Regions from separate parts of the Homo sapiens genome. Here region 2 is linked to region 1. The links are chromatin contacts, found by POLR2A ChIA-PET in ENCODE. All regions are on one chromosome and are shown on one strand. Each heading gives the region's core, a stretch centred on a gene start or an enhancer-like site at or near the end of the contact. The rest is flanking DNA. Distances are from core to core; before and after follow the strand shown.

Region 1 (5,070 bases), core at 1,068-3,567:
AACTTATCTTTATTTTTGAGACACAGTCTCACTCTGTCGCCCAGGCTGGAGTGCAGTGGTACAACCACAGCTCAGTGCAGCGTTGACCTCCTGGGCTCAAGCCATCCTCCCGCCTCAGCCTCCCGAGTAGCTGGGACTACAGGCGCACACAACCATGTCCAGCTTATTTTTGTATTTTTTGTAGAGACAGGGTCCCACTGTGTTGCCCTGGCTTGTTCTGAACTCCTAGGCTCAAGTGATCCCCCCGCCTCACCCTCCCAAAGTGCTGGGATTACAGGCATGAGCCACCACATCCAGACTTCACTTTTTTGTTTAATGTCGCAAATGGCATAAGGAATGGGATTCAATGGGGACACATTTATAAACGTTGCAGCAGCTCCTAGAACTTGCCTATCCTTGTAAACTTCTCTAGGTGATTGCTAATTACTTCTTTTTTTTTTTTTTTTTTTGAGACGGAGTCTCACTCTGTCGCCCAGGCTGGAGTACAGTGGCGCAATCTCGTCTCACTGCAAACTCCACCTCCCGGGTTCACGCCATTCTCCTGCCTCAGCCTCCCGAGTAGCTGGGACTACAGGCACCCGCCACCACGCCCGGCTAATTTTTTGTATTTTTTTTTAGTAGAGGTGGGGTTTCACTGTGTTATCCAGGATGGTCTTGATCTCCTGACCTCGTGATCCACCTGCCTCAGCCTCCCAAAGTGCTGGGATTACAGGCGTGAGCCACCATGCCCAGCCCGCTAATTATTTCAATTTGACCTTGACACTGAGCCTGCCAAGTAGGTTCAAGCATTTTGATGGCCCCTTTACAGGTTGGGAAAGCTAATTTATCTGTCCAAGGCCGAATTCTGAAACTGAGTCTTAACTGCCAAAAATTCTTATCATCAATTTCTTCTTCTGGGTTGGGCACAGTGGCTCATGCCTGTAAAGCCAGCAATTTGAGAGGCATCATGATGCAAGAGGAAGAGGATTGAGTGAAGCTAGGAGTTTGGGACCAGCCTGGGCAACATAGTGAGACCCCATCTATAAAAAAAAATTAAAAATTAGTTGGGCATGGTGGTGCACTCCTGTGGTCCTAGCTATTCAGGAGGCTGAGGTGGGAGGATTCCTTGAGCCCAGGGTTGACGCTGCAGAGAGCTGTGATCACGCCACTGCAGTCCAGCCTGAGTGACAGCTGGAAATAATGATAAATAAATAATAAATAATTATTTAAAAAATTATAATAAAAATAATTAAAAAATTATTTTCCCTGATTAATCTTTTTTTTTGTCCTTCTGAGAGTTCAATTTGTCCCTTTTCTGCCTGGTCTCCTAGGTTTCCCTAAAATCCTGCTGAGAGGTTAGCACTGCCTGCCAAAGTCAGTTTGCAAAATCCCAGAGAAATCCAGCTTATTCCTGGGGGAACCGCCAAGACTGCCCAGCCCTGTGTGGGGTTCAGGCAAGTTTCTCACATGTGCCTTTTTGGCAAGAGGCCTCTGGCAACCCCATGAGTCCCCAAAGAGACTCAATTCTAAAAGTTGGTCTCCACCAGCTCTCTGTGGCTTAGGGGTTCAAGTTCAACTGTGAAAGCCCTGTTTTGTTTTGATTTTGCTTTGAGGGAGAGGAAACCGCCCTTCTGTTTGTTCAACTCCTTCTCCTAAGGGGAGAAATCAATATTTACGTCCAGACTCCAGGTATCCGTACAATTGATTTTTCAGATGTTTATACTCAGCCAAAGGCGGGATCCCACAAAACAAAAAATATTTTTTTGGCTGTACTTTTGTGAAGATTTTATTTAAATTCCTGATTGATCAGTGTCTATTAGGTGATTTGGAATAACAATGTAAAAACAATATACAACGAAAGGAAGCTAAAAATCTATACACAATTCCTAGAAAGGAAAAGGCAAATATAGAAAGTGGCGGAAGTTCCCAACATTTTTAGTGTTTTCCTTTTGAGGCAGAGAGGACAATGGCATTAGGCTATTGGAGGATCTTGAAAGGCTGTTGTTATCCTTCTGTGGACAACAACAGCAAAATGTTAACAGTTAAACATCGAGAAATTTCAGGAGGATCTTTCAGAAGATGCGTTTCCAATTTTGAGGGGGCGTCAGCTCTTCACCGGAGACCCAAATACAACAAATCAAGTCGCCTGCCCTGGCGACACTTTCGAAGGACTGGAGTGGGAATCAGAGCTTCACGGGTTAAAAAGCCGATGTCACATCGGCCGTTCGAAACTCCTCCTCTTGCAGTGAGGTGAAGACATTTGAAAATCACCCCACTGCAAACTCCTCCCCCTGCTAGAAACCTCACATTGAAATGCTGTAAATGACGTGGGCCCCGAGTGCAATCGCGGGAAGCCAGGGTTTCCAGCTAGGACACAGCAGGTCGTGATCCGGGTCGGGACACTGCCTGGCAGAGGCTGCGAGCATGGGGCCCTGGGGCTGGAAATTGCGCTGGACCGTCGCCTTGCTCCTCGCCGCGGCGGGGACTGCAGGTAAGGCTTGCTCCAGGCGCCAGAATAGGTTGAGAGGGAGCCCCCGGGGGGCCCTTGGGAATTTATTTTTTTGGGTACAAATAATCACTCCATCCCTGGGAGACTTGTGGGGTAATGGCACGGGGTCCTTCCCAAACGGCTGGAGGGGGCGCTGGAGGGGGGCGCTGAGGGGAGCGCGAGGGTCGGGAGGAGTCTGAGGGATTTAAGGGAAACGGGGCACCGCTGTCCCCCAAGTCTCCACAGGGTGAGGGACCGCATCTTCTTTGAGACGGAGTCTAGCTCTGTCGCCCAGGATGGAGTGCAGTGGCACGATCTCAGCTCACTGCAACCTCCGCCTCCCGGGTTTAAGCGAGTCTCCTCTCTCAGCCTCCCGAATAGCTGGGATTACAGGCGCCCAACCACCACGCCCGCCTAATTTTTGTATTTTTAGTAGAGACGGGTTTTCACCATTTTGGCCAGGCTGGTCTCGAACCCCGACCTCAGGTGATCTGCCCAAAAGTGCTGGGATTACAGGCGTCAGCCACCGCGCCCGGCCGGGACCCTCTCTTCTAACTCGGAGCTGGGTGTGGGGACCTCCAGTCCTAAAACAAGGGATCACTCCCACCCCCGCCTTAAGTCCTTCTGGGGGCGAGGGCGACTGGAGACCCGGATGTCCAGCCTGGAGGTCACCGCGGGCTCAGGGGTCCCGATCCGCTTTGCGCGACCCCAGGGCGCCACTGCCATCCTGAGTTGGGTGCAGTCCCGGGATTCCGCCGCGTGCTCCGGGACGGGGGCCACCCCCTCCCGCCCCTGCCCCCGCCCCTTTGGCCCGCCCCCCGAATTCCATTGGGTGTAGTCCAACAGGCCACCCTCGAGCCACTCCCCTTGTCCAATGTGAGGCGGTGGAGGCGGAGGCGGGCGTCGGGAGGACGGGGCTTGTGTACGAGCGGGGCGGGGCTGGCGCGGAAGTCTGAGCCTCACCTTGTCCGGGGCGAGGCGGATGCAGGGGAGGCCTGGCGTTCCTCCGCGGTTCCTGTCACAAAGGCGACGACAAGTCCCGGGTCCCCGGAGCCGCCTCCGCGACATACACGAGTCGCCCTCCGTTATCCTGGGCCCTCCTGGCGAAGTCCCCGGTTTCCGCTGTGCTCTGTGGCGACACCTCCGTCCCCACCTTGTCCTGGGGGGCGCCCTCGCCCCACCAGCCCCGATCAAGTTCACAGAGGGGCCCCCGGCCACCCTCAAGGCCTCGGTTCCTTACGAGGTTGAAACGTTGCCTCAGAATCTCCCCGCCCCTCCTTGGTCTGCAGCCGAGATCTTCAGCCACGGTGGGGCAGCTATCCCCCGGGACCGACCCCCTGGGGTGGCCTCGCTTCTTCAGAGGCTGTGAATGGCTTCGGTTCAGCTGTCCAAGCGGCGATTTTTCCTCTGGGTGAAATGGATTAGATTTTAGATTTCCACAAGAGGCTGGTTAGTGCATGATCCTGAGTTAGAGCTTTTTAGGTGGCTTTAAATTAGTTGCAGAGAGACAGCCTCGCCCTAGACAACAGCTACATGGCCCTTTCCCTCCTGAGAACCAGCCTAGCCTAGAAAAGGATTGGGATTGCCTGATGAACACAAGGATTGCAGGAAACTTTTTTTTTAATTGGCAAGGGGGTTGGCTTTGACTGGATGGAGAGCTTTGAACTGCCTTGAAATTCACGCTGTAACTAACACACCAGTTTCCTCTGGGAGGCCAGAGAGGGAGGGAGGGTGTAATGAAATACGGATGATTGTTCTTTTATTTTTATTTACTTATTTATTTTTTAACTTTTTGTAGAGATGAGGTCTCGCTTGGTTGCTCAGGCTGGTCTTGAACTCCTGGCCTCAAGCGATCCTCCTACCTCAGCCTCCCAAAGTGTTGGGATTACAGGAGTGAGCCACCGCGCCCCACCGGGGATGATGATGATTGCAAACATTCTGCCACTCAGTTTTACAAAAGAAAGAGAGGCACTGGATTAATGTGTATCTCACTCACCAATCAACCTCTTCCTTAAGAGAAAATGTTAAGGAAGTCTTAGGCAAGGCCTTGTTTGTTCATCACTTTAGTTTCTCTCTCCCGGGATGGCTGAGAATGTGATGTTTCCTCTGTTGTCAAGGAGACTACACCCCTGATGTTTTCCTCCAGACTTCTGAGAGCTGGTGTGTGTTTCTAGCACTTTCTAGCTGCACCACCTCACGCTGTAGCTGGCTTCAAGGCATATCCAGGGGGGAGTTTCTTGTCCATTTCCTTTACAAAGGGAAGTTGTTGGAATCTGAACCGCAAGCCTTCACTTAGACCAAAATCAGGCAACAGCGGTGAGCGCAGCTCCAAACGTGTCAATGACTCACCCAAATTTGAGTAAGGGAGTTGGCTGCTTTAACGAGCCGCAGGGTGATTCCCTTGTCATTTCCGGAAATACCTATCTTCCAGGGAACACTGGGAAAAAACAGGGAGACCTTTGTTGAGACAGAAAACCTGTAGGGGAATTCTGTTCCTCATTCCTGCTCTTATCTGTAGACTTCCTCCCTGATAAGATCCAATTCTAGATGGGTCGGTTGCTCCTTGCTTTGATGGGTGCTTTGATGGGCTTTATTATTATTAT
Region 2 (5,169 bases), core at 1,586-4,085, 1.4 Mb after region 1:
AGGAAGAAGGAAAGGAAAGGAAGAAGGAAAGGAAAGGGAAAGGAAAGCCAAGCCACATCTGTAATCCCAGCACTTTGAGAGGCCAAGGTGGGAGGACTGTTTGAGGCCAGCAGTTTGAGACCAGCCTGGCCAACAAAGTGAGAACCCACCTCTAAAATACACACACACACACACAAACACACACACACACACACACACACACACGCTCCCTCTCCCTCTCCCTCTCTCTCTCCCTCTCCCTCTCAAGTCAGCTCAGACTAGCAGACTGCTTCTCCACAATTCAGAAGGAAAACCCACACTCAGAAAGCTAAACACATACACAAGCTTGGGGCCCACATTCTTGCTGTTGGGCAACAACCTTTAGAGTGAGACAGTCCCTGGTGACAGAGGGCAGGGGCACCTGAGGAGCCAAAGGAATGAACTCAGCGAGCTCCACACATTCCCTCACCCCTGGTGACAGGGAAATCGCCCCTTCAATTGTTGTAAGTGAGGAAACTCTCAACTGGACTGAGATTAAGGTTCTGACCCAAATGAACTCCCCAGTTCATTCATCCTGTGTCCAGGAGACAGATCTCCTGGCCTTTACAGACTTTCTCACTATAGAAAAATTACACTGAGTGCACCTACACAACAGATGCAAAACTCAAACCTAATGTCTAAAAATAGGCCCAAGGAAACCACAATTATGCCCTCAGGAAGGGCATCACTGGATTCAGCCAATCCCCCAACGTGCATTCAGATCCCCAGCTTTCCAGTGCTCAGCAGCTTCTCTCAGTACAAAGGGCTCCTTCCACAGTAGGTATGAGCAGGTAGGACACCTGCAGGGGAGGCTCCCTAGGAAGAAACAACTGGGCCTTCGATTACATCCCTTGGGAGACCCAAGGGTTGGTCTTAGAGCTTGGAGTCACTGACCTGAGTCCTCTTTGCTCTCCAGTCAAGTGACCTGGACCACTACTGATATTTACATGAGACAAACCCTGTGTTTGAAGAAATCAAAGGGGAGGCTGAGGCAGGTGGATAACCTGAGCCCAGAATGGAATTCCATTTGAAATCACCGAAAAGGAAAGAACAGACCTGAGGAACTTGCTATACATTCTCAGAAGAAAAAAAGAGAAACAAAAATTTTTAATAAATGCAATATCATACTGGGATATTTCATTATTATTATTTTCTGTTTTTGAGACAAGGTGTGAGACCTTGCTCAGCCTGGAGTGCAGTGGCATGATCAAGGCTCAAAGCAGCCTCAACTTCCCAGGCTCAAGCAATCCTCCCGCCTCGGCCTCCCAAGTAGCTGGGACTACAAGTGCAGGCCATTACGCCCAGCTAATTTTTTTTTTTTTTTTTTTTTTTTCTAGTAGAGATGAGGTCTCTCTATGTCACCTAGGCTGGTCTTGAACTCCTGAGCTCAAGCGATCCTCCTGACTCAGCCTCCCAAAGTGCTGAGATTACAGGCGTGAGCCAACGCTCCTAGCTTGATATTTTATTATTTTCTGAAACCCATCTCTTTCTTGCCTCTTTGGAAATATTTTACATCCACTCTAAAGGTTTATTTTATTTTATTTTTTTATTTTTTTGAGACAGAGTCTCACTCTGTCGCCGAGGCTGTAGTGCAGTGGCGCAATCTCATCTCAACTGCAACCTCTGCCTCCCGGGTTCAAGTGATTCTCCTGCCTCAGCCTCCTGAGTAGCCGTGATTACAGATGTGCACCACCACGCCCGGCTAATTTTTTATATTTTTAGTAGAGACGGGGTTTCGCCATGTTGGCTGGGCTGTAGGTCTCCTAATTACGTATATTTTACATTTTTTGAGAATCAATTAAGTGAGTAAATCTTTTCAAGGTGATAAGCCCAGGGAGGGGAAGTGCTGCGCTGGAAAGGACAGATCTCCCAGAAAAGTTTCCAAAAAGGAGACTCAACCCAAAGGAGTTCCCATAGGATGTCAGGTCCCAGGAGAGATACTGGCAAGAGAGGCACAAGCATTTTACACGAGGTAGCTTCAAGTCCTTCTCCTCTGTTTTCCTCTCATATAAATACCCCAAAGCATACGTTAAATCTTTTTAAAAGAACCATCCATTCCTCTGTACAAAAAGGATAATTAAAATACTGCGTCTGGTTGAAATAACGACGTTGTGAACTGGAGAGAAGACATTGGCATTTGAAAGAGATCTAGAAATTTAGGGATTTAATCCCAGCTCTGGGAAGAGCCAGGCTGGAGGACACGGTCGTGGGTTTGAGATCTGGCTTCCCATACACTTGGAAACCTTGAGAAACGAGTCCTCCCTTGGGAAGAAAAGAGGGACTGAGGACCCCACACAACACTGCTCCTCCCACGCACGAACCCCACGACCGAGACGGGATTCCCTCCATGACCCTCCCGTGCCCCAGCACAATCTGGGGAGACGCGAGGCTGCGGGCTCGGAGCTGCCCAGAGAGGGCTCCGGGACTGGGGCCGCAGTCGCCGCGCAGGGACTTGACAAGACGTCCGGGGTCCCGGCTGCCGGCCCAGCCCCATCCTGCGGCCAAAGAGACCGAGGGCCGAGCTGCGCCAGGAGGACTCGGGTCCACAGACCCGGGAGACAACGGCGGGGAGGCCTGGGTCCCACCACAGCCAGATCCGGCCGGTTTCAACCCGCCCCTCTCTCCCATCTCAAGACCCCCAGCCCCGCACACTTACCATTTCCCAGACTCTGGGATGTCCTGGTGTTCTGTTTACCTCTCCCGCGGCCAGCACAGGTCCTACCTCCACCTGAGGCCCTTCCTCCACCTGAGGGCCTTCTGGGGTGAGGAGACCCCAGAGCGGAGCGCAGCGGCTGGTAGCCACGCCCTCGCCGTTTGCGCAGCGCCCCTCCGCCCGCCTTCCCGGCGGCGCCCCTGATTGGACATTGCACTCTTGGACCCGCCTTCGTTGCCTGAGTGACAGCTAGTAGGGAAGTCGCGTCTCTAAGCAACCTGCATTCGTCCGGGGTCAGGAATCTGTTCCCCTGCCACGGATATTTGCGTCTAAGCAGAATTTGTTAACGTACCCGGGGTCGGGCACTGGTGTCTTCCTGCAGCTCCTTCTGAGCGCGGAGACACAAGCGTGCACAGCGCAGGAAATTCCAGGCTCAGTTTCCAGAAAAAGGCTCTTTGTCCACAGCGAAAAAGGACGCCCGGGCCATGCCAGACTAGAACGGAAGGGTCAGACGCTCCCAGACTTAGCATAAGGCTGCGAGGCCATTCATGGATTTCTGACTCTTGTTTACAAATACAGACACTTAGAGTGACAGAGTGACCTCATCATACCTAACAAAGAGTGACTACGTTTTAATCTTTGACAACTGACAGGGTTTAGGCCGTCACCCATCCCTTCCCTCCCCCCACACTTTGCTCTAGTGGGAAGTTTGGACCCCACAGCCCTAGTCTGAGAGAAGGAGTTCCTTTTTTTTTTTTTTTCGGTAGAGATGGCGGTGGTGGGGTGGTCTCACTATGTTGCACAGGCTAGTCTCGAACTCCTGGGCTCAGGTGATGCTCCTTGGCTTCCCAAAGTGTTGGGATTACAGGCATGAACCACCGTGCCCAGTGAGGAATTATTCAGTTAAACCCAAAGCCATGAGATGTGTTCAGTAAAACTGAACACTGGAAGGATATTTATTTCGGACCAGTTTTTGACTATGTCCCTAGAGAACTTTTGTGGATCCTTTATGTTTGTTTGGTTTGTGGTTTTTGTTTTTGAGACAGGGCCCTTCTTTGTCCCTCAGGCTGGAATGCAGTGGTGCAATCAGAGCCCCCTGCAGCCTCGACCTTCTGGGCTCAAGCAATCCTCCCACCTCAGCCACCTGAGTAGCTGGAACCTCAGGCACGTGCCACCATGCTTGACTAATTTCTTTCTTTCTTTTTATTTTTATTTTGTAGAAACAGCATCTCACTATCTCACCCAGGCTGATCTTGAACTCCTGGGCTCAAGTGATCTGCTGGCCTCAGCCTCCCAAAGTGTTAGGATTACAGGCATGAGCCACTGCACCCAGCCCCTAGAGAATTTTGAAATGTAAATGGCTATGATATCGATAAGGCAATTAATTCCATTTTCACTGAGATTATTTAAAAAACCACAAAAGATTATGTAAATTTGGCATGTACTAGGAAACTCAATATACTTAAGATATTGGATCAAACCTACTAATGGGCAGGGCATGATGGCTCACACCTGTAGTTCCAGCACTTTAGGAAACTTAGGTGGGAGGGCTGCTTGAGCCCAGGAGTTTGAGATCAGCCTGGGCAACATAGTGAGGCCCCCCCCTCCCCCATCTCTAAGAAAATTTTTTAAAAATTAGCAGGGCATGGTGGTGCACACCTGTAGTCCCAGCTACTGGGGAGGCTGAGGCCCGAGGATTGTTTGAACCCAGGAGGTCAAGGCTACAGTCAACTGTGATCCTGCATTCCAGCCTGGGTGACAGAGTGAGACCCTGTCAGAAGGAAGGAAGGAAGGAAGGGAGGGAGGGAAGGAAGGAAGGAGGGAAGGAGGGAAGGAGGGAAGGAGGGAAGGAGGGAAGGAGGGAAGGAAGGAAAGAAGGAAGGAAGGAAGGAAAAAAAAAGGAAACCCCTGTAGCCTTTGGCTGTCACTGTCCTATCTTCCCATCTTCCTCCTCCAAGCCTCTGTCCTAAGCAACCATTAATTTACTTTCAGTTGCTATATAGCTTTCCCATTGTAGACTTGGAATGGAATCATATACTATGTGTTCTTTGTGAGATTAACTTCATTCACTTAGCATAACTGTTTCAAGGGACATTTACATTGAAGTTTGTATCAATACTTCATTTGTTGTTTACAGTAAAACAATATTTCATTGTACCAATATAGCCCATTTTGTTTATCCATTCATCCATTAATAGGCATTTGGTTTGTATCCACCTTTTAGTTGTTATTAATAAGGTTGCTATAAACATCCATGTACAAGTTTTTCTGTAGACATAGGATTTCATTTGTCTTGGGAATACACTTAGGAATGGAATCGATGGGTTACATGGTAATTCTATCTTTAATCTTTGAAGAGCTGCCAGACTCTTCTCCTCTCCTTTGGGAAATTCTATTACACACATATTGGTCAACTAAATAGTGTCCTGCATATTTCTCAGGCTCTGTTCATTTTTCTGTTTTCTGTTTTTGTTTTTTTAAGATGTAATCTTGTTATG

The links. ChIA-PET counts read pairs that join two places held with the same protein, here RNA polymerase II (POLR2A).
Region 2: POLR2A ChIA-PET joins it to region 1 with 12 read pairs in PC-3. The contact joins the promoter of ZNF709 here to the promoter of LDLR in region 1. POLR2A ChIA-PET finds 5 or more read pairs at or near these places in 3 of 52 experiments (PC-3, T-cell and activated CD4-positive, alpha-beta T cell).

What each region holds. Positions count from the first base shown.
Region 1 is chr19:11,087,146-11,092,215 of GRCh38, forward strand. LDLR (low density lipoprotein receptor) reads left to right here and starts at 2,318. Exons shown (of 18, transcript NM_000527.5): 1 at 2,318-2,470. The coding sequence starts at 2,404. LDLR-AS1 (LDLR antisense RNA 1) reads right to left here and starts at 2,514. Exons shown (of 1, transcript NR_163945.1): 1 at 1,923-2,514. RefSeq lists enhancers at 2,572-3,167, 3,168-3,761, 3,479-3,658, 4,355-5,070, 4,977-5,070 and a silencer at 3,149-3,408.
Region 2 is chr19:12,481,981-12,487,149 of GRCh38, forward strand. It overlaps ZNF709 (zinc finger protein 709), which reads right to left and starts at 2,836. Exons shown (of 4, transcript NM_152601.4): 1 at 2,675-2,836. The coding sequence starts at 2,677.